2 separate regions of the Homo sapiens genome follow, and region 2 is linked to region 1. A link is a loop called in an ENCODE intact Hi-C map of the cell type or tissue named here. Cell type or tissue: PC-3. All regions are shown on one strand. Each heading gives the region's core, and the rest is flanking DNA. Links, peaks and the distances in the headings are about the cores only. Region 1 overlaps MAP3K13 (mitogen-activated protein kinase kinase kinase 13). Region 2 holds the start of MAP3K13 (mitogen-activated protein kinase kinase kinase 13).

Region 1 (15,734 bases), core at 89-8,088:
CGTGCGCCACCACACCCAGCTAATTTTTTGTATTTTTAGTAGAGATGGGGTTTTGCCATGCTGGGCGGGCTGGTCTCAAACTCCTGGGCTCAAGTGACCCGCCTGCCTTGGCCTCCCAAAGTGCTGGGATTACAGGTGTGAGCCACTGCACCTGGCCTTATATCTCTTAATAGATTATAAGCATCTTGAAGCCAGGGACTAAATCTTATAAATTTCTGGAATTGCATGGCACCTAGGACACTGGCTGAATGATTAAATAGCATTGTTTCAAGAATCTTTGTTGCAGAGACCTAATAAAAGAGGATAATGGAGTTGGGAAGAAAGGATAGGAAAGAGATACAAAGGAAGGCTAACTTTTGGGGCAACTTTTAAAGAGCATAACAATAAAAAGCAGAGGTGAAAGGTGTGTGGAAAGTGAAATGGTGGTTATGATAAGGGTGCCTGTTAACATCTGAAGACCTGGGGATGAAGGGAGGTGGGGAAGGAGGGATGAGCTGACCTGAGCTCTTCTCTGCGCCTTCGAATCAGTTCTTCATCTAACCGGTGTATACAAGTTCCTTCACTTTTGATCTTCTCAAAATGTTTTTTCACTTCTTCTCTCCATTCAGCCTGGGTAAGGACAAATTAGATTTTGATAAATTCCAGGAGTTTCAATCCCTGATATATCCATAAAGTCACGTACAAGATTTTTTTTCCCTGCATGCTTCTACTGAAGAGCCTTTTTCAGAATAGATGTTCAATAAATATGATTTGATTAATAGCAAAATATCTCCTGCTACTATATCTCCACGCCCCAGCCCACTTCTATATTTCTACTCCAATATATGATGCTGTGTTTTTCCGAGTTTTCCTCCAGCACTGGCTATGAGGAACATCACAGCCGGCATGCTGGCCATCACTTTTGGAATAAAAGAGTTCACTTTAAGGCAAGATGGTGGCTGAGATCGCCTGGCCAGAAAAAAACAGCTCTGATAACCACATGGAAACGTATGTGTGCATGTGAGATTACGAACATCTTTTTGGGCCCAGAATTCCTCCTAGGCTTTGTTTGGGAAAGTATCTTGAGAAAATACCTAGAGTAGAAGACCCTACAGGCATGAACAGCAGGAAATTAGAATAGAAATATAAGAAGCTATACGGGAATTTGGAGTTGAGGGAAATAACAGAAAGGAGAGAAGGAGGAGGAGGAAAGAGAGAGTATGGCCAAGCAATCTAGTAGTTTGACAAAATTTTTAGAGCAGGGATGGATGTCTAATACATGGTTGAAGTTGTTCAAAATGTAAACTTCTTTAAATTTTCTAAACTTTCAGTGAGGTCTCTGACATTCACCTAGGCTTTGAATGACTGCTTTAAAAAAAATTTGTTTATTTATTTATTATTATTTTTGAGACGGAGTCTCGCTCTGTCACCCAGGCTGGAGTGCAGTGGCGTGATATCGGCTCACTGCAGCCTCTGTCTCCCGGGTTCAAGTGATCCTCCTGCCTCAGCCTCCTGAGTAGCTGGGATTACAGGAACGTGCCACCACACCCGGCTAATTTTTGTATTTTTAGTAGAGGCGGGATTTCACCTTGTTGTCCAGGCTGGTCTTGAACTCCTGACCTCAAATGATCCACCCAGTTTGGCCTCCCAAAGTGCTGGGATTACAGGCATGAGCCACCGCACCCGGCCCTGTTTTGTTTTTTAAAGAAAGGTGCTGAATTGAATGTTTGGTCAATATAGGACAAAGATAAAGGCACAACCACAAGGCAGCAGGGGTGGGGACCAAGAATTTTAGGAAGGCAGAGGCAGAGCAGCCATGAAATTATCACTCTCCCAGAAATGTACAGAAGTATTAGAAAGGACATTGAGCTTTCCACAGGGCATGAAATTTCAAGCTAATTTTACCTAAATTTTAGGGGGTAGAAAAAAACCACTACTGGAATATGGCCTACAGGCAATAGGCCACAGAGAGAAACAAACAGTGAAAATAAGTTTCCTCATATTATGTATAGACTATCTTCCATCTCCAGAAGCCAGTGAGACATAATTTCCAGTGAAGGCTAGATTTGTAACTAAATGTATCTATATAATCTTCTCCTGAAATTATTCTACTACCTTTAGATTCATGTTAAAAAGTATCTCTCCAGATCGTCAGGTAGCTCCATTTTGAATTTGGTGGGAGTCTCCCTATTGTTTTCCATGTTAGCTGCACCATTTTGCATTCTCACCAACAGTGTATAAGGGTTCCAGTTTCTCTACATCCTTGCCTATATATATTTTTAAAATTAAAAAAAATAATAGCAATCCCTAATTGCTATTGTGGGTGTGGTGGCTCATGCCTGGAATTCCAGCACTTTGGGAGGCTGAGGTGAGAGGATTGCTTGAGCCCAGGAGTTCAAGACCAGCCTGGCCAACATGGTGAAACCCTGTCTCTACTAAAAATACAAAAATTAGCTGGGTGTGGTGGCCTGCCCCTGCAATGCCAGCTATTCGGCAGGCTGAGGCAGGAGAACCGCTTGAACCCGGGAGGCAGAGCTTGCAGCGAGCCAAGATCATGCCATTGCACTCCAGCCTGGGCAACAAGAGCGAAACTCCATCTCAGAAAAAAAATTAAAAAAATAAAATAAAATAAAAGACAGTAGCTCTCATTAAGTGTACAACAATAATAGAAAGAGTATCTTTCTGGATCAAGTAAGTAGTTATTCTTAAGTAATTGTGGATTTATAGAAGGTTTTCCCCAAATTAGCTGTTTCTCATCTATTTTTATAGAGGAAATTATATTTTAATCATGCAAAAAATGATCATTCTATAATATGCTAGATTTTCCCACATATAGGTTGAACACTGGAGAGAAGTTTCTGTTGGTTGGTTGACTTTCAGGCAGCAAATCTATCCAACAATGCCATTAGAAAGCCAAGATCCAGAATACAGTACTGCAGTCTATGGCCATACCACCCTGAACGTGCCCAATCTCATCAGAATACACTACTGCATTGTTTGATAGGGGCCTTTGACAGCATCTAAGCTGTAAACGAAAGTTTGGTTGAGCCCCTGCTAATGCTATTCTCTCAATCATCAGATCAAAGTCATGGAGCAGGAGGAGTATTTGAGCCTTAGGAGGCGAAAGAATGACAAGTGAAAGTAGTTAGACCAAAAAAGAATAAGAGGGTCAGATTTGTGTCTTGAAGTATCCTCTTTTGTGCAAAACTGTCACTGTATCCTACTAAAATACTCCAAGAAGGGACGAGAAAAGGAGTACCTCCCTCTGGTGGTGAGGAATTTTATATCACAGATGAGATTTGTTTTAATTCTAGAGGAAATAAATCTCCTGACATCTAGCTTATAATTACGGGAAACTCAAGGAGAACTTTCTGAAGATTGAAATCTGTAAGAAAGTAGATTTCCAGAAAAGAAGTTCCCTCCTGTGAACAGAAAAAAGGACGTATGGGAAAACACCAGGTACTGATGAATAATGTGTTTCCCCCGAAGGTATCCTATTCCTGGCACTTGTTGATTTCGAGTTCCATTTTATATACTTAGAATCTCATGGAAAAGGAGTTCCAATTTGAGCTTAATCTGCAATTCAGCCATGTCTGGGCACATATGAAGAAAGGGAGGATGGGCAAGCCCACAGCCAATTTGCACAGCTATCGAGGAAGCTCTGAGAGAGAAGGCTAAGGGTGGGAGGAGTCCTGCATGAGCCTGACCTGTGACAAAGCCACCTTCCTAGGAGTGGAGGGGCATTTCCCATCGTTTCACTACAAGGCCTGAGATACCCTGGAACAGAACCAGCGTTGCTCTCCTGCTGTCCACAGTATTGATAAGAGGCTAATCAGTTAATAGGGTTGCTCCAAAAAATAAAAAAATAAAATAAAAAGTAAAGACAGAGCTTAGTTAAGATAGAAGAGACATTACATTTGTGGGTGGAAGATATGAAAAGAAACGTGTTCTGATGGACAGCAGTCAGGCTCCGTACTATTCAAGGTTTAGGCATCCACTGGGGGTCATGGAATGTACCACGGATAAGTGGGGAATACTGTATAGATGTCAAAATAAAGTCAAATTAATAGATAAACGGATAAACAAAATGTGGTATATATACCATGGAATATTATTTAGCCATAAAAAGTAATGAAGTTGTGACACGTGCTACAAAATACGTGAACCTTGAAAACACACCACGTGAAACAAGCCAGGCACAAACGAACAAATATTGTACTATTCTACTTAAATGAAATAACCTGGAATAGGCAAATTCATAGAGACAGAAAGTAGAATAGAGATTACCGGGGGTGGTGGGGAGGAGGGAATGGGGAGTTACTGCTGAATGAGGTGATGAAAATTTTTGGAAACAGATAGTGGTGACAATTTCACAACATTGTGAATGTAATTAATGCCACTGAGTCATGCATTCAAAAATGGTTAAAATCGGCCGGGTGGAGTGGCTCATGTCTATAATCCCAGCACTTTGGGAGGCTGAGGCGGGTGGATCACCTGAAGTCAGGAGTTCGAGACCAGCTTGGCCAACATGGTGAAACCCCATCTTTACTAAAAATACAAAAAATTAGCCAGCATGATGGCAGGTGCCTGTAGTCCCAGCTACGTGGGAGGCTGAGGCAGGAGAGAATAGCTTGAACCTGGGAGGTGGAGGTTGCAGTGGGCTGAGATCACACCACTGCACTCCAGCCGGGGTGACAAGAGCGAAACTCTGTCTCAAAAAAAAATTTTTTTTAATGGTTAAAATGGCAAATTTTATACTATCTTTATTTTACCACACTTTTTAAAAAGTAAATAACAACAACAAAAAAGAAATTGAGCCAGTTCCAGCCTAGCTTAAGGAGTAGAGAAGCAAGATTTGGGGGGCTTATTAGAGGGAAATCAGATGGGATCAGAAAAGCCATAGTGGGGTCCAGTCCAACCCTTTCTGGGCACACGACTCCTCTCCTGATGTGAGTGTCCAGCCTCTGCATACGTATCTGCTCCCTCACAAGATTACTTTTAAGGCAGCAGAGTCTAACCTCACAGTTGGGGTGTCTCCGCAACTCCCAGTCCCTGCATTTCTGGGCGGTCACAATGGCACTCAAGAGAACACTAGAATGATGCAAAGGCAGCAGGGTGAGAGAGCTTCAAAGCCAGGCACACGATCCACCTGGCAACTGGGATCTGGAATTGGGTGACAGTGTTTTCTAAAGACTCATGTCAAATGTAATTGAATACCAGGAACAGTAATTGCCTATTTGGAGAAATGGGTGATTGTCTAGCAATGAAGCTATAGCTTTGGCAGAATCTAACATTGTATTGAAATCGGTTGCTTTGTTCATCTGCTCCATATAGGCTACATCTTTATACATGTGCTGTTGACGAAAAACAAATGCCGCGTTTTCTCAGGAAGGAGTCAGCTGGACTCTTGGCAGCACCTCTTGACCGAAGTTTTGGTGGAAAGTGGAGACCAGGTGCTAACAACTATTGATTGATAACTGACGTTGAGAGGATCTTAGCAGGCAGGAGGAGGCAAGGCCTCAGGTACAAGAGGACTATAGAAAGAGAATGTGCCTGCCAAAAAGCCAGGTCTTCCCTACTGGGGCAGGATAAAGTCAAACACAATAGGAGTTCCCTGGCTGCCATCTTATTCATCTCAGGAGTTCATCAGAAAAAGAATCCAGAATCTAACAACCCAAAGGAGGCTTAATTTTTGTACTTAGTACAAAGCTACAAAAATTAAGGTGAATAATGGCACCTTTGTTTTTGTTTTATGCTATCGTACGCAACTCAAGAATAATGACATAATGACATCTTTTTTTTTTTTTTTTTTGAGATGGGGTCTCGCTCTATTGCCCAGGCTGGAGTGCAGTGGCTCGATCTTGGCTCACTGCAACCTCTGCCTCCTGGGTTCAAGCGATTCTTGTGTCTCAGCCTCCCAAGTAGCTGGCATTACAGGTGATTACACCACACCCAGCTAAGTTTTGTATTTTCAGTAGACACTTGGTTTTGCCATGTTGCCCAGACTGGTCTTGAACTCCTGACCTCAAATGATCCACCCATCTCGGTCTCCCAAAGTGCTGGGATTACAGGCATGAGCCACTGTGGCCAGCCAAGAATAATGACATCTTACAATCAACTGTTCTTGATGGTCTACAATGCATTTGCAGTTTTATCTTTTCATTTGCTCCTCACAGAAACTCCCTAAGGAAGGGAAGATAGGATTATCTTCATTGTTTTGGTGAATAAGCTGAGGTTTAGTGTAACTGAGTGACTTAGCCAAGACCACACAGTATGAAGTGACAGGATGGAGTTTAGACTAAAGGTCTCTTACTATTTGTAGTACCTCACTAGCCAGTTCATATTAGCTAGAGGTAGTCTCACTTTCAGATCCAGAGACAAATTGACTTATAAATACCGAGAAAATTCTAGGAGGTAGCAAAATAGCAGATTTGGAGCTATTTAAGGAGAAGAGAAATTTTATGTTGGGAAAAATGTGGAAGAAGAAGAAGTGAATATGAAAAAATGCTGCTATGGTCTGAATGTTTGTGTTCCCTCCAAATTCATATGCTGAAATCTTAACTGCAAAGGGACAGTATTAGGAGGTGGGGCTTTGGGGAAGTAATTAGGTCATGAGGGCAGAGCCCTCATGAATGAGAAAAGTGCCCTTATCAAATAGGCCCAAGGGAGCTTGTTCACCCTTCCACCTCGTGAGGACACAGTGAGAAGGCATCACCTATAAACCAGAACTCAGGCCCTCACCAGACACCAACTCTGCTGGTGCCTTGGACTTCTCAGTCTCCAGAACCGTGAGACTAACTTCTGCTGTTTCTAAGCCACCCAGTGTGTGACATTTTGTTGTAGCAGCCTGAGCTAAGATAGATGCTTAATGTACTCAGTTTTCTTCTCCCCTCTTCTCTCCTATTCTGACCTCCTCTCCTGTTCTCTCCTCTCCTTTTCTTTCCTATTCTTTTCCCAAGACAACCTTTTCTGAGTTCAGTTTTAATGCTCCATGCTATGGGTGTCTTGATAATCTGGGAGCGGTTCAGGTGAGGAACCCGACTGTGGCAACTTAGCTGCCCTGCACAGGGCTCTGCAAGTGGTAGGTTCTCAAAATGTGTGACTGGCTTCAGAAGTGACGTTTTAGGAGGACTTAAGTAACATCTGTTCAGAACTGGAAGTTTTTCCAAATATGTAAACTTATATTGACCGTCTTAATGGCTTGTGACTTAATACCATCATCAGAAATTGCTTTTCAAAATTATGCTACGTACAGTTTTATTGTAAAGGAAGCAAAGTTGGCTGTGCACGGTGGCTCACACCTGTAACCGCAGCACGTTGGGAGGCCAAGGTGGGTGGATCACCTGAGGTGAAGAGTTCGAGACCAGCCTGGCCAACGTGGTGAAACCTGTCTCTACTAAAAATACAAAAATTAACCGAGTGTGGTGGCACACGCCTGTAGTCCCAGCTACTCGGGAAGCTGAGACAGGAGAATTGCTTGAACTCGGGAGGTGGAGGCTGCAGTGAGCAGAGATTGCGACACTGCACTCCAGCCTGGGTAAGACAGAGCAAGACTCCGTCTCAAAAAAAAAAAAAAAAAAAAAGGAGAAGCAAAGCTGTGATTGCAACCATATCTTAAAGTTCGAAAGATTTCCTAGCGAGTACTATATTCTCTTTCATTTCACAAAAGGGTTAAGTGTTTTTTCTGATTACTAACAGAAGATAAAGATTTCTCATCCAGTGCCCCGATACCTACATGTATCTGAACAGATGGGCGATAGTGCTAAGGGAATTGATCTGAATGTGTATCAAAGAATGCAGGAAATGCCATGAAGTCAACCTCCTACCTCATCTTATTTCCTCTGAAAGCAAACACTTTACTTACATAATAATTTCTTAGAAATAGTAACAAACAATAGGGGCAAGCCTGACTATTTAAAGACACAGTTGTGGGGAGATCTAAGTTTATGGATCAGAGAGGGTGTGTTAGAACTTTGGTAACAGGACAGGAGTCTCTGATTTATCATTTCTTAGGAACTCCAATCAAAACAACAAAAACCTATGCCTTTACTAAGATATTCCTCAATATCTGTGTGACAGGCAGAGTGTCTCTCTGTGTATCAGACACCACAGAAGTACTCCAAGCCTCCAGCAGGGGCAGGTAGAAAAACATATATCTCATATATATATATATCTCATATATATCTCATATATATCATATATATATCTCATACATATCATATATATACATCATATATATATCTCATATATACATCATATATATCTCATCTATATCATATATATCTCATCTATATCATATATCTCATCTATATCTCATATATATCTCATATATATCTCATATATATATCTCATATATATCTCATATATATATCTCATATATCTCATATATATATCTCATATATATATCATATATATATCTCATATATATATCATATATATATCTCATATATATATCATATATATCTCATATATATCTCATATATATATCATATATATATCTCATATATATATCATATATATATCATATATATATCTCATATATATCATATATATATCATATATCTCATATATATGATATATATATCTCATATATATCATATATATGTCATATATATCTCATATATATCATATATATGTCATATATATCTCATATATATCATATATATCTCATATATATCTCATGTATATATCTCATATATATCATGTATATATCTCATATATATGATATATATCTCATATATATATCTCATATATATCATATATATCTCATATATATATCTCATATATGATATATATATCATATATATCATATATATCTCATATATATATCATATATATCTCATATATATCATATATATCTCATATATATCTCATATATATCTCATATATATATCTCATATATCTCATATATATCTCATATATCTCATATATATCATATATATATCTCATATATATCATATATATATCTCATATATATCATATATATATCTCATATATATCATATATATCTCATATATATCATATATATCTCACATATATATCATATATATATCTCACATATATCTCATATATCTCACATATATCTCATATATATATCTCACATATATCTCATATATATCTCACATATATCTCATATATATATCATATATATCTCATATATATCATATATATCTCATATATATCATATATATCTCATATATATCATATATATATCTCATATATATATCATATATATCTCATATATATATCATATATATATCTCATATATATATCATATATATATCTCATATATATATCATATATATATCTCATATATATATCATGTATATATCTCATATATATATCATGTATATATCTCATATATATATCATGTATATATCTCATATATATCATGTATATATCTCATATATATGTCATATATATCTCATATATATGATATATATATCATATATATCATATATATCTCATATATGATATATATATCTCATATATATATCATATAAATATCTCATATATATCATATATATATCATATATATATCTCATATATATATCTCATATATATATCATATATATCTCATATATATCTATATATCATATATATATCATATATATCATATATATGTGTATATATCATATATATATCTCATATATATGGTATATATCATATATATCTCATATATATGTATATATATCATATATATCTCATATATATATCATATATATCTCATATATATATCTCATATATATCATATATATCTCATATATCTCATATATATATCTCATATATATCTCATATATCTCATATATATATCTCATATATATCTCATATATCTCATATATATCATATATATCTCATATATATCTCATATATATATGATATATATCTCATATATATCATATATATGATATATATCTCATATATGTATCATATATATCTCATATATATGTATCATATATATATCTCATATATATGTATCATATATATATCTCATATATATGTATCATATATATATCTCATATATATGTATCATATATATATCTCATATATATGTATCATATATATATCTCATATATATGTATCATATATATATCTCATATATATGTATCATATATATATCTCATATATATGTATCATATATATATCTCATATATATGTATCATATATATATCTCATATATATGTATCATATATATATCTCATATATATGTATCATATATATCTCATATATATGTATCATATATATCTCATATATATGTATCACATATATATCTCATATATATGTATCACATATATATCTCATATATATGTATCATATATATATATCTCATATATATGTATCATATATATATATCTCATATATATGTATCATATATATATATCTCATATATATATATAATTTTTTTTTTTTTTAGACGGAGTCTCGCTTTGTCCCCCAGGGTGGAGTGCAGTGGCGTGATCTCAGCTCACTGCATCCTCCGCCTCCCAGGTTCAAGTGATTCTCCTGCCTCAGCCTCCTGAGTAGCTGGGACTACAGGTGTGTAGCACCACGTGCAGCTAATTTTTGTATTTTTAGTAGAGACAGGGTTTCACCATGTTGGCCAGGATGGTCTCAATCTCTTGACCTCGTGATCTGCCCGCCTCGGCCTCCCAAAGTGAAAAGCATATTTAAGGACTTGTTCAGCTCCCAGGGATGATGCCCCTCCAAAAGTTCAGGACTGTTTTCATCAGACACTTTCCTGGTGGGTAAACTCATCGCCCTTCAGGGATGGGGGGCTATGAGAAGGAGGCTGAAATGCCAATTGCTAGTAAAATGTCTTTTCTGAGACTGAATCTTTGAAATGCTACTGGAAGTCAGTGGGGAGATGCGATTCACTTTACAAAATTCATTTCTGAAGCACAATAACATTAAGTGAGATAAAGCTATATGAGAAATGAGAAATTAGGTAATTTTGTTATGTTCTATAAGCATACAGCTATAATTCAGGATCATCACATTTATTTCAAAAGTTATAGTTCCATTCCTTTTGATATTGCCTGGGTCTGGAAGGGATAAGGGCCTTATAAAAAATTCATCTCTCACCACCCCCTTATCCACATTGATAGTGGTTAGATGACCAATCCTTATGACATTTGCACCCTTTTAATTTAATTGCCACCAATTCTTCCCCTCTCCAGATCTGCGCCCTTATGATGTGCTGTGGCAGATTCTCTTGTCAAGAGGTGAAGCCTATTTCTCAATCCCGAGAATCTGGGTTGGCCTGTGACTTGCTTGGCCGATGGAACATTAGCAGGAATAATGCAGCACAGGCCTGGAAATCACTTGTGCATTGGGACTTGCTCTCTCGCTACATTTGTTACCCTGAGAACACTATGTGAACAAGCCCAAGGTGGCCTGCTGGAGGGATAGAGGCCACGTGGAGGAGAAGCAAGGTGCTCTAGCTAATAGCCAGCCAGTGGTCAGGTGCGTGAATGAGACCGTCCTAGGACCAGCCAGCCTCCCAGCTGACCTGACAATTCACCACAGACACACGAGTGAGCCCAGTCAAAGCCAGTAGAACTGCCTGGCCCAAATTGCCAACCCATAGAATCATGAGCTACATACACATAAATGCTTACTGTTCTAAGCCATAAGTTTTGGGATGGGGCCAGGCAATGGCTCATGCCTGTAATCCCAGCAGTTTGGGAGGCCGAGGCAGGGAGATCGCTTGAGCCCAGGAGTTTGAGACCAGCCTGGGCAACATGGTGAAACCACATCTCTACCAAAAAAACAAAAACAAAAAACAAAAATTAGCCAGGTGTGGTGGTGCATGCTTGTAGTCCTAGGTACTTGGGGGGCTGAAGTGGGAGGGTTGCTTGAGCCCGGGAGGTGAAGGCTGCAGTGAGCCGAGATCAGACCACGGTACTCCTGCCTGGTTGACAGAGTGAGACCTTGTCTCAAAAAATAAAAATAAAAATAAAAGTTTTGAGATGGTTTGTAGTACAGTAGAGGCTAACAGAATCATTAAATTATACTTACTTGGAGCTACTAGGTGACACACTTAGAGAAAAGGTTCTCTCTAGGCTGAGTTCTATCATAGGCTCATTGTGGTATTTAACCTCCCACGTCTGTACTTCAGCTTTTCTACTTCAAAGAAGATAATACTTTCTTGAAGGTCAGCAGTAATCCTAATTCAGGTGTATGTACATTACAGCTTTCTTATCTTCTTTTTCTCTTTTCTCTTCAGCAGTTTTACCAGGAGCCACTATAAGGATAATATTCTGACACGTGTTTTTTCTTTTCTTTCTTTCTTTTTTCTTTTTTTTTTTTTTTGAGGCGGTGTTTTGCTCTTGTTGCCCAGGCTGGAGTACAATGGCATGATCTCGGCTGAACACTACCTCCGCTTCCCGGGTTCAAGTGATTCTCCTGCCTCAGCCTCCTGAGTAGGTGGGATTACAGGCATGCGCCACCATACCTGGCTAATTTTGTATTTTTAGTAGAAGCGGGGGTTTCTCCATGTTGGCCAGGCTGGTCTTGAATTCCTGGCCTCAGGTGATCTGCCTGGCTCGGCCTCCCAAAGTGCACCCGGCCAACACGTGTTTTTTCAAATGAGTTAATAATAATGTTAAGTGCTTTAAAAGCTCTTAAGATGTCATATGTGTGAAGTATCATATTTATTGTGTCACAATGAATGGAGTTATATAACTATTATAACAAACACAATGGGCCCTTCTAAGAGTTACTCTGTTTCATTGAGAGTTCTCTATCTGTTTAGTAGCACCTGGTAGGAAGTTTCCCAACTTACCTGAGACTTGAAGTAAGTTTCTTGTGGGGTGGCAAGTACATCTGCAGAGGCAATGTCTAAATGCATGAGTGTCTGCCGAAAAGAAGGTCGGTTTCGAGGTTTACTCTGCCTAAAAGTGAAAAAGACAGTTTGTGCATTTCAGAAGTTGTATCCAGGAGAATGAAGATTTTATTTTACTTTATGAAGAAGATTGTTTACTTCAAAATGGCTATATCTGAGTAAAACCAGCTGTACTCCATTATATCAGGATAGCATAACTGAATTGTATCTCAGTACAGTTTTAACATTTCTTTTTTTCTTTTTTTTGAGACGGAGTCTCGCTCTGTCACTCAGGCTGGAGTGCAGTGGCGCAATCTCAGCTCACTGCAAGCTCCGCCTCCTGGGTTCACGCCATTCTCCTGCCTCAGCCTCCTGAGTAGCTGGGACTACAGGCACCCGCCACCAGACCTGGCTAATTTTTTTGTATTTTTAGTAGAGACGGGGTTTCATCGTGTTAACCAGGATGGTCTCGATCTCCTGACCTCGTGATACGCCCGCCTCGGCCTCCTAAAGTGCTGGGATTACAGGCGTGAGCCACCGTACCCGGCCCTTAACATTTCTTTAAATTTATTTTTTATTTTTTTTTCAGAGACGGGGTCTCACTATGTTGCCTAAGCTGATCTCAGACTCATGGGTTCAAGTGATCCTCCTACCTCGGCCTCCCAAAGTGTTGGGATTACAGGCGTGAGCCACCATGCCTGGCCCTGCAGTACAGTTTTTTATTTATATTTTATTTTATTTTATGTTTTTAACACAGAGATGGGGTCTCGCTATGTTGCCCAAGCTGCTCTTGAACTCCTCGCCTCAAGTGATCCTCCCATCTCTGCCAGCCAAAGTGTTGGAATTACAGGTGTGAGCCACTGTGCCTGGCTGCCCTGCAGTACAGTTTTGATATACTGAAGAGCAAAAGGAAAATGTAATTATGAGATACGTCTAATGATGAAATGGAAATCTAGGATTAGTGACCTATTTAATAATAGTCCATTAGGACTAGCAAAGAAATAGTAGCTATCATTGACCAAGGCCTACTATTTTGAGATAATAACACCAAGTTCTTTATTTCTAAATTTTAATTAATTACAACACAATAACTCTATGAGTCAGTGTTGTCTCTATTTTACAAATGAGAAAACTGATATTGAATAACGTGCCCAAAATTGCACAGATAGAAAGGGGCAGAGCTAGTATTTGAACCCAAGATTCTCCTACTCCAAAGCTCCTATTCTTTCCACCACCAGGATATTTACTCCAAATACACATTAGAGACCTCCCTATTGTTTTAGAGACAATATTCTTACCACGTCTGTTTCATAAGGATTTTGAATCCATCAGGGCAAGTGGAAGGAACTGGAAGGTGGAGGCTGTTGCTTCCAACACCCCAGATAATGGCTGAAGAATCTACATCTTTGTAAGGGATCTCTCCTGTCAGCAGCTCCCAAAGCACCACTCCAAAAGACCTACAGTAGCGCCGGGAACATGGACAGAAGATGTTTCAGAAAGACTGATTTGTATTTTAGTTCTCTATTAATTGAAATCAAATTAGTACATATACCCAGTTTTAAAATTCTAATACTGCTATAAGAAAAACAGAAACATCTGGGACAACTCTGAAAAAAAAAAAAAAATCTATGTGGGGTAATCAACACTACCAGAAATTAAAACCTGAATAATTAACTCCCGTGTGTGAACAGATCACCAGCATAATGGACTGGACAAGAAATCCAGAAATAAACCAAATACATTTAGGAATTGAATGTATGATAGAAGTGACATCAAAAACCAGTGGGGAAAAATTGATTAGTTAATAAATGTTGTTGGAACAGCTAGGAAAAAAATTAAATCTATAACTCACCATAAATCAAGATAAATTTCACATGAATCAAAGATTTAAATAGAAAAATGAAACCATAAAAATCTTCTAAAAAATAAGGAGTTAAAAAATTATCTAGGAGTGTTAAAAACTTTTTTTTTTTTTTTTTTTTTTTAGACAGCATCTTGCTCTGTCACCTAGGCTGGAATGCAGTGGTGCGATCTTGGCTCACTGCAACCTCCACCTCCTGGGTTCAAGCGATTCTGCTGCCTGAGCCTCCCAAGTAGCTGGGATTACAAGTGCGTGCCACCACGCCTGGCTAATTTTTTGTATTTTTAGTGGAGATGGGATTTCACCATGTTGGCCAGGCTGGTCTCGAACTCCTGACCTCAAGTGATCCACCCGCCTTGGCCTCCCAAAGTGCTGGAATTACAGGTGTGAGCCACTGCGCCTGGCTTTTAAAGACTTTTTAAACCATGAAATCTAAAAGCCATAAAAGGAGAAATTGAGAAATTAAACTGTATTTTCAAAATCTGACACTGAAAAAAATACCATAAGCAAAATAACAAAATGTGAAGTATCTACAATTTACACAAAATGTGAATCTCCTTAATACATAAAATACTCTGATAAATTATGAGTAAAAATCAGAAAGCTGAGCAAAGATTATGAGTCATTCACAAATAAGCAAATACGATGGCTGTAACACATATGAACAAAAGTACAGGCTCACTTATCCTAAGAGGAATGCACCCAAGATACCGTTTTTTTACCTATATGATTGGCAAAAATCCAAGAGTTTAGCACATTTTGTTGGTGAGACTGAGAAAACACTCTTACATATTTCTGGTGGGAACATCAATTAGTAATCCCTAAGGAGGGTACTTTAGTAATGATTATCTAAATTACGAATGACCCCACATTTCTACTTTTTCCTATTTGCTCTGGTATTACATGCAATTTTGACATGTGCTATTATTTTGGTTTTAAGCCTAGAAGTTACTAGTTGCCAATTTTAAGGGTAAAAGAAAAGCTATTACAGGGAAAAATACTGTTAATAGAAAAGACTTATAACCTCAGAGGAAAGGTTACAGAGATTTTTTTTTAAAGCATAGCCTATAG
Region 2 (15,734 bases), core at 4,558-12,557, 95 kb after region 1:
AAACTATATTTTATGAATTACATACAAAAATAGGAGAATCTGAGGAATTTGGAAAAAGTATCAAAGATACATTTTTGTTCGTTTGTTTCTACTTTTTCAGTTTCCTGTGATGAAAAATAATATACAGCTATGAAAGCACAGGTCCAAAACAAGGCCCAGAAGCTTAGCTTCCCAGTCTCTGACAAATCCTTGGCTATCACTACCCAAGAATAAACCAGAAGTGATTTCTTAGAACATGGAACTCTCAAGACTATCATTTCCTTACCCCAAAACTTCAAGTCCAGCACACAGCCAATTCAAGTCCATAACTATTTGTCAATGTAAAGAATTTCTGGGTACAAGTTCTATGTATTTCAGGTAGATCAAAATGATCATTTCATATTTCTCATGAGCTTGGTGAAGCTTTAGCAGGACAGTCTCAGGTACAGGTATTCCCTTGGAGTGACTTCCTTTTCCTGGCAGGGGAAAAAGAGGAACCTTATCTTAGGGTCCTCTTTGCTCTGCATTAATAATAAGGTTATCTTATCATCTCTCTTTACGTTTCAGATATGGTCAAAGTCTATTAGAACTGGTTGGCTCTTCTTTGTTTTTAAAGCCATTCCATAGCCTATTAAATAGTTAGCAGAAAAAAGATAAGGGCTGTTTATAAGAAAATTTGTGACAAAAGCAGATTGGCTTTAACAAAATCTGGTATCAAAGGTCTAAGATTCAGTTAAAAGAAATCCTTATCATCAATGTAGATAACCTTTTAATCAAAGGAGAGCAGATGATGAGTGAGTACTTTTCAATGTGTTATGGTGGAAGCCCTGATTGGAGAAAAGAAATTATTACAGAAAATATAAAAGATTATGTGACTGTTTTTCTTTCTCCAAGAAACCTGGTCTAGTCTGTCTCTAGGTCTTTGAGAATACTTAAAAGACTAGATTGGGGCATAGCTTCAATCATTAACACAAGCAAATGATCTATTATTTTTTCTTAGACAAACAGATGGAAGGAATCCTACTCCAAAATGGCCAGAAAAAGGAGGAGGAAGGGGAAGGGAGAACCTGGCAAAGTCGTAAAATGTCTTTGTAAATGGGCTCTTGAGCCCTAATGGCTGTAACATCAGGTGAGTATTTCCCAGCAGTTTCTATGCTTAGCAAAAATGAAAGTGGGTCTGTAATTTAGGTCTGGAAGCAGTGGCTGGAAATATCCAAAGGTATGTTGCATCTGTTCCTTCTTAGTGTGCATAGTATCTAAATTTGTTATGGGAGAGGAAATAATTGGTGAGTAATTAGTAAAATGCTTAACCTAACTTTAATCAAGAGATTATTTTCCCTGGAAAAAGCAATCATGGCTTTGCATTTTGGTGAGCTTTATCTCACTAGTCTCAATTATCCATGGTTATCCAAGCCTGCAGATAGCCTAATGTGTCCCATTAAAGGCAGGCAGGCCAGCTACTAAAAATGCAGGCACAATGCCTCAGGGTAATAAGGAGCCTTAGTGGGCTTATTTTGCAAATTGAGCCCTCTTTAGTAATGGCAACTGTGACAGCCCCCCTTTAGGACTCCAAAGAGTCTTTTTCAGTCTGAGTCCCAGATCCACTCCCTTCTGTTTAAGGTGGAAACGGCTGTCCTGGCTGCCACCTGCCTCATCAGCTGAGCTACCGTCTCCCTGGGCTCTGCTCTCCTTTTTTTCTGTCATCTTTCTCCAGTCCTTCATCTTTGGCTACCTTAACCTTGAATCAATTCATTCTTTCACTTCTCTGGCCTTTTGTGAATCCAGAATTTCACTAAAATGTCCTCAGAATTGCTCAATTCTACTATTACCCCAGCCCAGGAATTCACAATGCAAATTAGCACACTGAAGACAATCACCATCTGTCAGCAGGATGTTCTACATTGTTTTTCCTGAAAATTTTTAAACAATTAAAATTGTACAGTTACTGCACATTCTCTTAGGGTTGCCCTGCAACACATGATTGCATTTTGTAAGATGTTTTTACCACACTGCTACACAGATATGTATTGTTACTAAATGAAAATGCTATATGAAAATTATTATAGCTGTTAGGACTAGACATCAGCCCTCTTGGCTTGACAATTATACAAATGAAGAAGGGTGTAAGAAAAATTCCAAACTGATGAAATGAACATACAAATGAAAAGGGAGTTTTTTGTTTTGTAATTTTAAAATTTATCTTTTTTTTTTGACAAAATCTACAAATTTAAAATACCAATCTATCGACCAACTTGTTATTGGGAAAATTATGAAAGAACAATTTTCAAAAGCTAGCAATTATCATACAGAATAATATCTTATTTTTACAAAGGCTGGTTATAATATTTATGAATTTAGTGGGTCTTCATTTTTTCAATTTAATATAGTCTTCATCCTTCATCTAACTTCAGCTCGAGTTAGAAGACAAAAGGAGGTAGTGAGAGATGGGCAGAAAGAGGTAATAGGATGAATTTTGTTAGGAGCACTAACAAAGGTTATTTCAGGAAAAGGCTACAACGTACAACCAAACTGAGGCTACTGGATTATCGGTAGCCACATCCCCTATTAGCCCAGATCACCAAATCACTAGTCTAATGGAAGCTTTTTTTTTTTTTTTTTTTTTTGACTACAGAGAACAATGGTCAAGACAATTGACATTTATAATGGGCATGCCTAAAGGTGTTGAAGTCATAACTGATCAGGAATCTATTTCCTGCTTATAAGGAAAGTGCGTGGGCAAATCTGAAGGTGATTTAACCTATAATCCATCACCTAGATGTCTCCATCTGAACAATTCTGACACTTTCTCCTCCTCCCCAGCTGTCGCAGCATGCCATGGAGGCTAAATTTCTATAAAAATACTGTGAAAGGACCGGGCGCAGTGGGTCACGCCTGTAATCCCAGCACTTTGGGCGGCCAAGGCAGGCAGATCACTTGAGGTCAGGAGTTCAAGACCAGCCTGGCCAACATGGTGAAACCCTGTCTCTACTAAAAAATACAAAAATTAACTGGGCATGGTGGCACATGCCTGTAATCCCAGCTACTCAGGAGGCTGTGGCAGGAGAATCGCTTGAACCCAGGAGACGGAGGTTGCAGTGAGCTGAGATCACGCCAGTGCACTCCAGCCTGGGCAACAAGAGCAAAACTCCATCTCGAGAAAACAAAAAACAAAAAATACTATGAAAGAATTGGAATAAAAGTAGATTTTAGCCAGATTGCCTTAGAAATTGTCCCTTGCTTATTTAATGTTGTTAATTAACATCCAGGTTCCAAGAATCTTACAATGTTAGCATTAAAAAGAACATCTGAGATCACTAAGAACAATTTTTTCATCTCTCATGTTAAAACCAAAGCTTAGGAAAATTTTTAAAAAGCTAAGTGGGTAACTGCCTTGCTAAGGATGACCTGGTAAGGACGACCTGATTGCTACATAGACTCCTACAGTCTTAGTCCAATTCTTTTTCCATTGCATCCTCATGCCTTGCAGTAGGTAAAGAGAAAACATGTTGATTTTATCCATTTTAGTGTAAGAATCTTCTAGATAAAGAAGGCAGGTAAATGGATGAATGATAGAACCTCTTTATTAAAAACTTTACTATACACCAAGGGTTCAATTCAACCTCTGTTCAAGGTGGTGAGTGTGAAACTCCTGCTAAAGTGTTTTTAAAAGCAAAAGAAATTTAAGTGTTTTCAATATTGCCTACATCAGTGGTTCTCTGCCCAATTCATCTGAGAAGCAGAACACATCCCACCCATTAACTATGCCTTACTATGCAGTGATTCTCAGTGGTGATACTATGGGAGGGCACACATCTGCATCCACACACTTATGTAGGAGGATCTATTCTAATAGAGAAGCATGCGAGTTTAAAAGAGCTCTCCAAGCACCACCCTTGCCCTGTTCTTCACCCAACAGAAACATCACTAATCTCCCCAAAATGGCACTTATACAATAAAGTTAATACTGAATATTCACTTTGACTTTTAGGACTTAGAAGAAACTCTCTTTACATCTCAGGGTGCCTGACTAGGTCAACCACTGACCCCTTTGTTTGATGGTTCACCATCTCTTTGAGGAATCAATATCCGCACATAAACAATACAATGCAAAAGTCCCATTTTAAATTTACCCCACTCCCAGCACGCTCTATTCCCCTCCCATCTTTATTTTTCTCCTTAACATTTATCACTGTCTAAACATAATTTACTTACTTACTGTTCATCTCCTTTCATTAGATTAAACTAAGTTCCAAGAGGGCAACAATTTTTGTCTGTTTTATTCACTGCTGCGTACCTAATACTTAGAACTCATAGTAAATGCTCAATCAATATTGTTGATTAAATGAATAGAAAAATGATGACAACACCTTTATACTTGCTAATTCTACTTGGTTTTTTTTTTTTTTGAGATGGAGTTTCACTCTTATTGCCCAGGCTGGAGTGCAGTGGTGCAATCTCGGCTCACCGCAACCTCTGCCTCCCGGGTTCAAGTGATTCTTCTGCCTCAGCCTCCCGAGTAGCTGGGATTACAGGCATGCACCACCATGCCTGGCTAATTTTTTTGTATTTTTAGTAGAGACAGGGTTTCTCCGTGTTGGTCAGGCTGGTCTCAAACTCCTGACCTCAGGTGATCCGCCTGCCTTGGCCTCTCAGAGTGCTGGGCTTACAGGTGTGAGCCACCGCACCTGAAAGTTCATCTTTTCTATCATTCCCTTCAATCATTCTCTCATGCCCGGTACATGGGCCCTCCACCCTCTTAGGGCTTTTTCTGCTAGCTACGTCTAGGGAGAGTATAGCCTGTCTAGGCTCCATGGTTATTATGTGATAATCCTCATTTACCTCCAACTTCTTACCTTCCACTGCACCTGCTGTGCCAACACTTAACCCTATATAACCCCCAACATCTAACTTACCTTACTCTTTCTTTGCCCATTCCAGAGCAGTGCTACAGAAGATTTTAAATTCATGCTGGACTGGACCGAGAGCAATTCATGGCAATACTTAATGTTCACAATCCATAGTAAACAGAAGAAAGAGAACAGAACTAGGAATTAAAGCTGGGTTTGAAAATTAGATATAACATATACTACCTGGTGTCTTTGGTTAAGTCAGTGACCTATCTGAGCCTTTTTTTCCTCATCTGTACAGTGGGAATACTACTACCTACTTCATATCACAAAGATTACATTTAATTAATTAATTTTTTGAGACAGGGTCTGTTCTGTTACCCAGGCTGGAGTGCAGTGGCATAATCAAGGCTCACTGCAACCTCTGCCTCCTGGGTTCAAGCAGTTCTCATGCCTCAGCCTCCCTCCCGAGTGACTGGGACTACAGGCGTGTGCCACCACATCCGGCTAATTTTTGTATTTTTTGTAGACCCAGGGTTTTGCCATGTTGCCCAGGATGGATGAAGATTATATTTTAATAAAATAATGTATATAAAAGCTCCCAACAGGTTTATAGCCATGTAGGCTGGGCACAGTGGCTCACGTCTGTAATTACAACATTGTGGAAGGCCAAGGCAGGAGGATCACTTGAGCACAGGAGTTTGAGACCAGCCTGGGTGACATAGGGAGACCTCATCTCTATAAAAAATTTAAGAAATAGCCAGCTATAGTGGCATGTGTCTGTGGGCCCAGGTATTCGGAGCCTGAGGTGGGAAGATGGCTTGAGCCCAGGAGGCTGAGGCTGCAGGGAGCTGTGATCAAGCCACCATATTCCAGTCTGGGTAACAGAGGGAGACCTTGTTTAAAAAAAAAAAAAATTTACAGACACGTAGAAAGTGCTTAATAAATGTTAGCTCCTCCTCTTTAACATATTTCATTAACTTCCAATGATACCCTCACTCTTTGAGTGAATAACAAGAAAACTCAAGCTTTCTGGTATGAATCTTCTTAATTTTCCTTTCTTCCCTCCTTTTCATATCAGAATGCTATGTTTTCGCTCATTTTCTTTCCTGATTCTGAAAGTCTCTCTCTCTCTTCTGTTCTAAGACCCTGCATGTCAATAGTTTTCAAGCCCGGCTGCACATTAGACTCAGCTGGGAAGCTTTTTAAAAATACATCATCACTGGGTCCCATCACAAACCAATTAAATATAAATCTCTGGAGGTGGAAGCATGGCATCAGTATTTTTTTTAAGTTCCCTGGTAGGGTGCCAAGACAATTTAATGGGGGAAAGAATAGTCTTTTAAACAAATATTACTCAAACAACTGAATATCCAGATTCAAAAGAATAAAGTTGAACCCTGTCTTTATAGCACACACAAAAAATAACTCAAAATGAGTCACAGATCTAAATGTGGAGCTAAAACTATAAAACTCTTAGAAGAAAACATAGAAGTAAATCTTTATGACCTTGAGTCAGGCAAAGCCAACTTAGATATGACACCAAAAGCATAGGCAACAAAAGAAAATAAAACTGAACTTCATCAAAATTAAAAATTTTTATACCATAAACAATATTATCAAGAAAGTGGAGGCAACCTATGGAATGAGAGAAAATATTTGCAAAGTATACATCTGATAAAGAGCTTGTGTCCAGAATATATAAAGGACACTTGCAAGTCAGGATTAAAAGATAATTTAATTTTTAATGTGGACAATGTGTCTAAATAGATATTTTTCCAAAGAAGATATACAGATGGCCAATAAGCACATAAAAAGATCCTTGACATCATTCACTTTTAGGGAAATATAAACCAAAACCACAATGAGATTCCATTTCAAACTTGTTAAGATGGTTCTAATAGAAAAGATAGATAATAACAAGTGTTGAAGAGGATGTGCTGAAACTGGACCCTCATACATTGCTGATGGGAATGTAAAATGGTGCAACCACTTTGGAAAACAATTTGGCATCTCCTGAAAATGTTAAACATATAGTAATCATAATGACCCAGCAATTCAAGTCCCAGGTATATACCCAAGAGAAATTAAAACAAATTCACACAAAAATGTGTACACAAATGTTCATAGAAGCATTATTCCTAATAGTCAAAAAGCGGAAGCCCAAATATCTATCAACTGATGAATGGATAAGTAAAATATGGTGCACTGGAATATTTCTTGGGAATAAAAAGATAAGAAGTACTGATATAGGCTACAACATGGACAAACTTTGAAAACATTATGCTAAGTGAAATAAGCTAGTTACAAAAGAGCATGTACTGTATGATTTCATTTACATGAAATATCCAGACTGAGCAAATCTATATATAGAGAAAGCAGATTGGCGGTTGTCTAGGGCTGGGGGGTGAAGAGAAATGAGGAGTGACTGCTAATGGGTATGTGGTTTCTTTTTGTGATGATGAAAATGTTCTAAAATGGATTGTGATGATTGTACAACTCTGTGAACATACTAAAAACCATTAAATAGGAAAAAAGAAAAGAGAAAAGAAAGGAAGGAAGGAAGGGAGGGAGGGAGGGAGGGAGGGAAGGGAAAGGGGAGGGGAAGAGAGGGGAGGGGAGGGGAGGGGAGGGGAGGGGAGGGGAGGGGAGGGGAGGGGAGGGGATGGGGAGAAAGAGGTAGGGAGGGAAGGGAAAAAGGTTCCACAGGTAATTCTAATACTGAAGTTTATTTCCGGCATTTTCCTTTCTAGATTCCTTCAGAGTAAAGACTGCATTTTCTAAATTTTTTTCTCCCCCATATTCTTACAGAATAGTAACACAGAGCAAGGGTGTGATTTTTTTATTTTTATTTTTTTGCAACAAACTGTTCTTGGGGAATGTTCTTTATTTTAATCAAAATTGCAAGATCAGGCTGCCACCTGGCAGAATTGGTCATCTTGGCTATCTTGAACTATTTGAGCTCTCCAAGCACTTAATTCAGCTGAAGCACACAGAAAGAGGATAGGCACACAACGCAAACCAAACTGACCGGTTTTGCCATCTGAAGTATGGTTGTTCTGTCATCTACCAGTGGATGTGGCCTCTGGCCCTTAGGAACCATTCTTTTGACAGTTCCCCAGGACATGGCTCTGGTTTGACTGACTTTGTTTACTAAATAAATTAATTCCTACTTCTGGAGTAGCTTCAGTTTTTAAACAGAAAGCCATCTATTGACAGTCACTGATACACAGGATTTTATTGTTTGATATTAAACAATTAAGAGTTATTGTTTTTTTCCCTACAAGTACACTATACATGAAGATAAATATAATGTAGAATACAGTCACTAGGAGTGGGGAGAGAGGGGGATTCTATATCTGCTCTGTGCCTTAAAGTAACAGTTTTACTTTAGTAAATCCAAAGTACATACTGTATTTCTTTCACAGAAATAAGGCTCTCTTTTGGCAAAATGTGCATCAAAGACAGAGTCTGATGAACATTTTTTAAGATGAGTTTGATTATTAAACAACATTTTTTAAATATCCTAAGAATTTGACCTTTCGTGCTAGTAGACTTCAATAATTTAAAATTACTTGGAAATTGCTACTTTCAACAAACTCTCTGAAGATATACAAAAAAGGAAAATGCTGAAATAAGTCAAGATGTTTACAAATATTATGTCTAAAATGTTATCTCATTTGTTAAACCCAGAAAATAAAAAATAATAAAATATGAAACCATAATTGTCCGAGTATAGGACAAAGATCTGATTTAGAATCAGGCAGAGGTTTTCCCTCTATTACTCCAGCAAGTTCAAATGTACTCAGAAATACAAAATGATTGACGGTAATATCAAGATGAGAAACAAAAGACAATGTTACATCCTCAGGTATGATAAGTTTGAAATTAGATGAGTTTACAGTTGGAAGATTCATTAAGAACAACAATTCAAAAGATATTATAGCCATAATTTAGAAGTCTTGCTTCACGAGAAAAGATAATATAAAAATCTAAAAATTAAGTATTGATTTTACAAGGTAAACATGGCAGCCTGGATTATAAGAAATATCAGGCATTTTGCTTTCTCAGGAGAAAGAACAACTGGGTACATGCTGCAGACTGGCATATAAATCGCTCAAAGTGAAGCAGTTGGGAAATGCTGTCAGATTATTCGGGTTGAGGAGCTGCCCCAGGGGCAGAACATGTCACAATGTCACATCCCTCTTCTTTACTCTCACAACTTTCACCAGAATAAACAGACCCTTGGAAAACAAATTCAATCACAAATAGTAACTTTTTGTTAAAACTACAGTAGCAAACTACCAAACCAACTTTATACATGGAACATATCAGAACTTTTCCATGTTTCCCCAACACAGTGGAATAAACTATTTTCAGCTAATAAGTTCATCTTAGGAAAACACTCATGTGCATTTCTATGCAATATAATTGTGGAACATTGTAACCACTTCTTAGTTTTCATTAGAGGATATTGAAAAACCCAAGTTTAAGGATAATTCCCCCTTTCCCTCGAATGCAGCTTTTTAAGTTTTTGACACTATAAAGTGTAGAGAGTGACATAAAGAAGAGCTATGAATATATATAAATACACCACTATGGCTCCCGTCATAAGAGCTTTTGAAAAATGGTTGAACAAGTATTCATCTTCACCAAATTGCAATCGCAAGATACTGACTGTTACACAATATGAAACAAAGGCAAGGTGAAGGGTGAGGAACGGCAGAAAGGACGGTCGCAAGGAAGACAAGTGCCCCACAGGATAGAACCTGCTCTGTCTTGCGGGCCCCGCTTTTCTCAGCACCTTTCTGGTGTTCTGGGCTTTTCTGCTAATACCATCCACATCATCTCTCAGAGAAATGAATCTCCCTTTAAGGAAAGCCAAGCAGGCATCCGAGGTAACGTGCAGAACCGTAAATGAAAAATGTCCACGTCTAGCAGGCAGACAAGCAAAGGAAAACCAGCTGTCAGTTTCAGAGGCTCCTAGCTGTAACGGGGTTTCGGGTTTCTCTCCGCCTCTGTCTCTCTGTCTCTCTCACGGTGTCGCCCTCAATAATATCAGCTTTCTAATCACCTCAAATCACACATTCTCTGTCTGTCCTTGTGAAATAAATACTGAAGAAACAGGAAAAACAGAGTGCAATACTCACAACAACGAAGAATTCCTACACATGCTGTTCCATTTTCTTGCTTTGAAAAGATGTAAGGTGAATTTTAAAAGCCTTGCAGAATTGGAAAAATAAAGGGGAGGGGGATTCCACCCACACAATCCTCCAGCCCACCGCAAAGGAGCCCAAAGGCTTGCTGACGTCACAGATTCATGAATGGATGTAAATTGGGCTGGTTTAGGATTCCGCACAGACTTCGCTGTGGTGTGTGTCATGAAAAAAAAAAGAGGGGCGGGTCCAGAGTAGGCCCAGCCAATAGGCTTCAGGCAGACATGGCCTTCCTTCTTTTAGAAGGAATCTGGTCACAGAATAAACAGAGCCCGCCAATCAGGCATCTGCCACTGCCTTAAGACAGACTGGCAGCTTGAGTGTGTGTGTGTGTGTGTGTGTGTGCGTGTGTGTGTGTGTGTGTGTGTGTGTTTCAAGCTGTGATAGTCATAAAAACATTATTATTGTTATTGAATGAAGGAATCAAAATAGAATTTCTGTGGAATCAAGGATAACAAAAATGCATATAGAAGAAATCCCATCTTTTATTCATTAGAACTCTTTTCTTCAACCCTTTTCTTACTGTTCAGCAATATGCCTGATGCGATCAAAACAAATCAAAGTCAGGAAAACCATTTCTAAAACTAGCAGACTAGTGGACATGTATGCCCTGCTCACCACGACTTGTAAAAGCAAAATTGTCGGGACTTGTAAAAGCAAAATTGTCGGGAAGAACGCATGGGAACAATAATCTAGTAACTAAGAAAACAGACATATGGAAAATAATATTACACGAATGTAGCTGTTTTGCACAGCAGTAACATCTTGCTGACCTTCATGATGTATCAAAAGTGGATATGGAAGAAAAATTTACTGCTACTTTTAAGTAGGGTACAGTGTTTCCTCATTGGTTTATTCAACTTCTGGCAGTCGATTAAGACACAGCTCCAAAAGGGCACTTAATGAAACTTTGAACAAATTTTGGTTTCAGTAAGATGTTTTATTATTAACAGCAAAAACAGCTGTATTAAATTCACTCAAGAGGCATCTCTTTCTTCTTTATTTTTACACTTTTCAGTTATACAAAATTGGAGATGAATATATTTATTGTCCCTACTCCCCATCACTACACTTCACAATGACTAATACTTGACAAATACTGATCATGATTTTTCTGAACTTGGGAAATGGCCTCAATCCTTGAAACTAGAACGATCGTGGTTAATATAAAGCCTCAGTTATGAGGTGTCCAGTGACCAAGAACATTCTGAACAGAGATCTGCTCTATTTCTCAATCAGATTATTTATACAACTGTGAGAGAAGGAAAGTGGTGGCCTGTTTCTAAGTGGTTCTGGAGGGTCTAAACCTGACCACTAGTAAGTATTGCACACTTCTTAGCTCATTTGGAAAAGGAAAACTTTTCAGGATAATTTTACACACAGCAAAGATATTCAGTGTACTGTCTATATTGAAGCAATAGAATATCGTTGGCAAACAACATAGTTAACAAACTTCTCTAAAGGAGCTTATTGTGGAATATCACTACAAAAAAGATAGACCAAAGAAGTTTACACATGTAACATGGGAGTGCTCAAGGCAAATACGGCATTGGTACACGCCCAGTAGGCCTCAGTGTACCACATTATTTAAGAACGAACATGCAAGGCACGGTGGCTCATGCCTGTAATCCCAACACTTTGGGAGGCCAAGGTGGGCGGATCACGAGGTCAGGGATCGAGACCATCCTGGCTAACATGGTGAAACCCCGTCTCTACTAAAAATACAAAAACAAAATTAGCCGGGCGTGATGGTGGGCGCCTGTAGCCCCAGCTACTCGGGAGGCTGAGGCAGGAGAATGGCGTGAACCCGGGAGGCGGAGCTTGCAGTGAGCCGAGATCTTGCCACTGCACTCCAGCCTGGGTGACAGAGCAAGACTCCGTCTCAAAGAAAAAAGAAAAAAAAAAAACAAAAAACGAACAAATGGAAAGCTGAAGAATATACATCTCTATTTAACAACAACCAAAGCCAATCAGGATACATTAAAAGAATCAGATTTATGGAAAACATTTTTTTCTTCCAAAACAATACAGACTAACTAATGGAAAGAGGCAAACTTTTTGTGGACTATGTCAATAAAATAGCCAAGAAACATCAATTTGTGTGTGTGTGTATATATATATATAATATATACACACACATATAAAATCTGTATATATGTATATGTATATATGTGTGTATACACACACACACACACACACACACATATATATATATACACATACACATATACATATAAAATCTGAGGTCAGGAGTTTGAGACAAGCCTGGCCAACATGGTGAAACCCCATCTCTACTAAAAATACAAAAATTAGCTGGGCATGGTGGCACACATCTGTAATCCCAGCTACTCGGGAAGCTGAGGCATGAGAATCGCTTGAATCTGGGAGGCAGAGGTTGCAGTGAGCTGAGATCACACCACTGCACTCCAGCCTGGTGACAGAGTGAGACTCCCTCTCTCAAAAAAAAAAAAAAAAAAAAAAAAAGCTAAAGCTGTTGTAGAAGTTTTTCTGTAAGTTTTGACAGCAACAAAATTACTAATAAGTCCACTATGGATGGGAGTAGTCTCTGAAGCAATTCAACAAAACAGGGTCTATAAATGCTTCTAATAACAGTCACCTAAGATTCTTGGCTCAATATATAACCTGGAAAATAAAAACTTGGGGGCTTTATGGACTTGCCACTTCAGTAAGATGATAAACTTGGCCTCAGTTAGCATGCTTCCTGTACCACAGGAACATCAGCTAGGCCAACAAAGACTCCTCCATGTCAACTATCATGGGAAATCATTGGAAAGATAAGCTGTCTCACCAAATTATGGAAGATATAGAAGTCAGTCTTGGAGGAAGTCATTATCATTTTAGAAGCAGAAGGTAGGAAGGGATATAGAGGCATGAAAAATGTACACTCTAGAGAAGTACAGCCCAAGAGAACTTGCTGTGATTATGGAGCATTCCATAGATTTGAAAGATGGCTAGTGTTCTTGAGGAAGTGAATTTTTAATGTAAAGTGATTTAAATTTATTTAACTCCAAAATAGTCACATTTAGCTGGTGGCTATGGTATGCAACAATGCAACTCTAGAGATATCAAGCCAAGTCCCATCATTATAAGTAATTTTTAATTGCAGCACATGGGCATACTAAGTGTGGAGGACTGCAAAGCCATTATCAAGGTGAGTAAGCTCTTTTAAGAACCAAATGAATCTCCTCAAACTTCAGTAATAACTGGAAAATGACTCTAGTCTCATTATGCAAGAAGATATTTAAAACTCATTATTAGATAAAAATCTATATATAGAAATTAAGGTACAATAATTCTGCTATAAAATATAAGCTATTCTTGTTTTGGAGTTTTTTTTTTTTGAGGAAAAAAATGTGTTTTTAAAAAAGGAAAACAACTCATTTAAGCCAGAATCGAAGTCCAAAGTATCATGACCCATGGGCAATTTTTGTCAGAAATACCAGGAAAAAGAAAGAGTTTAGTGATCTCAAATGCTAATACGTGGAGACTCAAATTTCCTTCACAGATAAGTGTGTAGTGGTTAAAAGCTGGTAAAGAGATCTGGGCTCAAATCCTATTTCTGCCACTTATTAGTTATGAATATTCAGGTAAACCTGAGTTTCAGTTTTCTCATTATTAGAATGGGGATTATAATAGCCTATATTATTGTGTGAAGGTTAAAGTAATATTATAACACATGTAAAGATTTGCACACAGTACCTACATACAGAAGTTACTCAGTAAATGATACTGGTAGCTGGTTTTATTTTGTTATTGAGACCCTGCTACTCTCTCAACAAGGGAAATTTCAACAACTGTGCAGATCCAGGAATCAGAACCACAGGAACTAATACAACATCTTTATTTTGCTTATAATAAATCTTGAACAGATCTGATATGGTTTGGCTCTGTGTCCCCACCCAAATCTCATCTTGAATTGTAATCCCATAATCCCCATGTGTTGTGGGAGGGATCTGGTGGGGGGTAATTGAATCATGGGGGCAGTTCCTCCATACTGTTCTCATGGTAGTGAATAGGTCTCACAAGATCTGATGGTTTTATCAGGGGTTTCCACTTTTGCATCTTCCTCACTCTCTCTTTGCCTGCTGCCGTCCGTGTAAGATATAACTTGCTCTTCCTTGCCTTCCACCATAATTGCGAGGTTTCCCCAGCCATGTGGAACTGTAAGTCCAATTAAACCTCTTTCTTTTGTAAATTGCCCAGTCTCAGGTACGTTTTTATCATCAGCGTGAAAACAGACTAATACAAAATCTTTTCAGGAAATTCTAAAAATATCTATTAGTGACCCAACTTCCAAAGGGAAGTTCATCCAAGTCATTTTCCTTCAGGTGGTTGGGGAATATCTTTGGGGTTCTGAAACAGATCAGGGGAACCTTCAGGTAGTTATGCTAGCTGATCAAGAGCTCTATTCATTGTTTTTAAAAAGCAGCTACATTTTTCTACATAAAGATGTAGTTTGTATAAAATGATGTGAATTAATCTGGAAAACAATCTGTCTCCTAGTTGGGAATACTGGTCAGAATTCTCCACTTTCATATCAGAATGTTAACCCTATTTCCACTCCAAAGTATATGGAGCCTTGGTCAATAACTGAATTTCAATATTCAAAGACCTCAGCAGATTATTATTAATACTGCCATTTTTCTCTGTCCAGCTCCCATTAAATGCCTATCTGAGAAAGTGATTTTTAAGAAACATCTAAGGAAAAACATTCTTATAAGTTCACTCAAATCTATCCTTGTGTCAAGGGAGATCATCAGAAAGCTACATGCTATCTAAATATCATTAGCCTAATACCCCTTAGAAGAATAACTATCATTGAGTGTTGTGGTCTTGCTTTTATTAAAAATTATTATAAGGAAGATTCATATTGCTTCTGTGTTGTCCATTATCTTGAATGATATCTCCCATGTAAGGAATTCACATGGAGAATTTGTTTTACAACTTAATATGAAGGAAAAATTTTCTGTTCTTGAAGAATTATTAGGTGTCTGTCTACCTTTTAGATGATAACAGTGTAATCCACTGAATTTTCATTTTTTCGACCCTGCTGCTGGGAAGCTCAGAGCCAACTTTAAAATTCATATGCTTTAAAATAAGCTAAGCACAAAAGTATATATTTACATGCATACTTGCTTTCTCTTCCTTGTTTTGGGTTGGATTACTCTATGGTTAACCTTATTATATACATTCTTTTTTATGATAAGCACTTCAAACACTTTTTGAAAAGGTATGCTATAAATAAAAATTTGCACTAAATACATATCTGTAAACTTTTAAGAAGATTAAAGCCTCATGTTAAATTCTACAGTCATCTTTATATTAAAGGTACACATTATGGCAAACTTTAAAGAATATTGTGAGTTAATTAGACTTAACTATTCAATATTTTTAATTAAAGGATAATAAAATATCTAGCCAGCTGGAGAAAAGCAATTGCTTGAGATTTTATGTGCTATTCAGAATAAGTCTTAACAGCTTAATGAAGCTTTAATGTGTTATTCCTGTCAAAAGGATGATTACCAATGAGGGATATAAGATTCTTCTCTGACTGATAACACAAATGTACTGAAGCAAATCAAAAGCAGATGGATTTCTCAATTAATAAAATATTTACCATCCCCAAAATACACCATTCCATAACATACAAATTCTGGCAAAATACCATAAA

What was found. A loop is a pair of places that touch in the nucleus more often than their neighbours do. Peaks named below come from ENCODE experiments on the same cell type or tissue, not always from the same donor. Only the 100,000 strongest peaks of a DNase experiment are listed, where the experiment ranks them.
Region 2: it touches region 1 in a loop (2.5-fold over the local background); 3 of 110 quality-filtered maps call a loop at or near these places.

Annotation. Positions count from the first base shown.
Region 1 is chr3:185,448,425-185,464,158 of GRCh38, reverse strand. It overlaps MAP3K13 (mitogen-activated protein kinase kinase kinase 13), which reads right to left. Exons shown (of 14, transcript NM_004721.5): 6 at 14,101-14,259; 7 at 12,764-12,872; 8 at 500-609. LOC124906312 (a long non-coding RNA gene) reads left to right here. Exons shown (of 3, transcript XR_007096202.1): 2 at 3,294-3,438; 3 at 5,314-7,556. Among named protein-coding and RNA genes, the nearest start is that of TMEM41A, 43 kb to the left of the region's middle. RefSeq lists a silencer at 11,972-12,172. In PC-3, for the core only: a CTCF peak has its summit at 3,229 (motif pointing left); no DNase peak of the experiment used is centred there.
Region 2 is chr3:185,357,611-185,373,344 of GRCh38, reverse strand. MAP3K13 (mitogen-activated protein kinase kinase kinase 13) reads right to left here and starts at 10,209. Exons shown (of 14, transcript NM_004721.5): 1 at 9,977-10,209. RefSeq lists enhancers at 9,518-9,577, 9,668-9,757 and a silencer at 10,228-10,377. In PC-3, for the core only: no CTCF peak of the experiment used is centred there; DNase peaks (open chromatin) are centred at 6,244, 7,854 and 10,284; H3K4me3 peaks cover 2,154 bases; H3K27ac peaks cover 905 bases.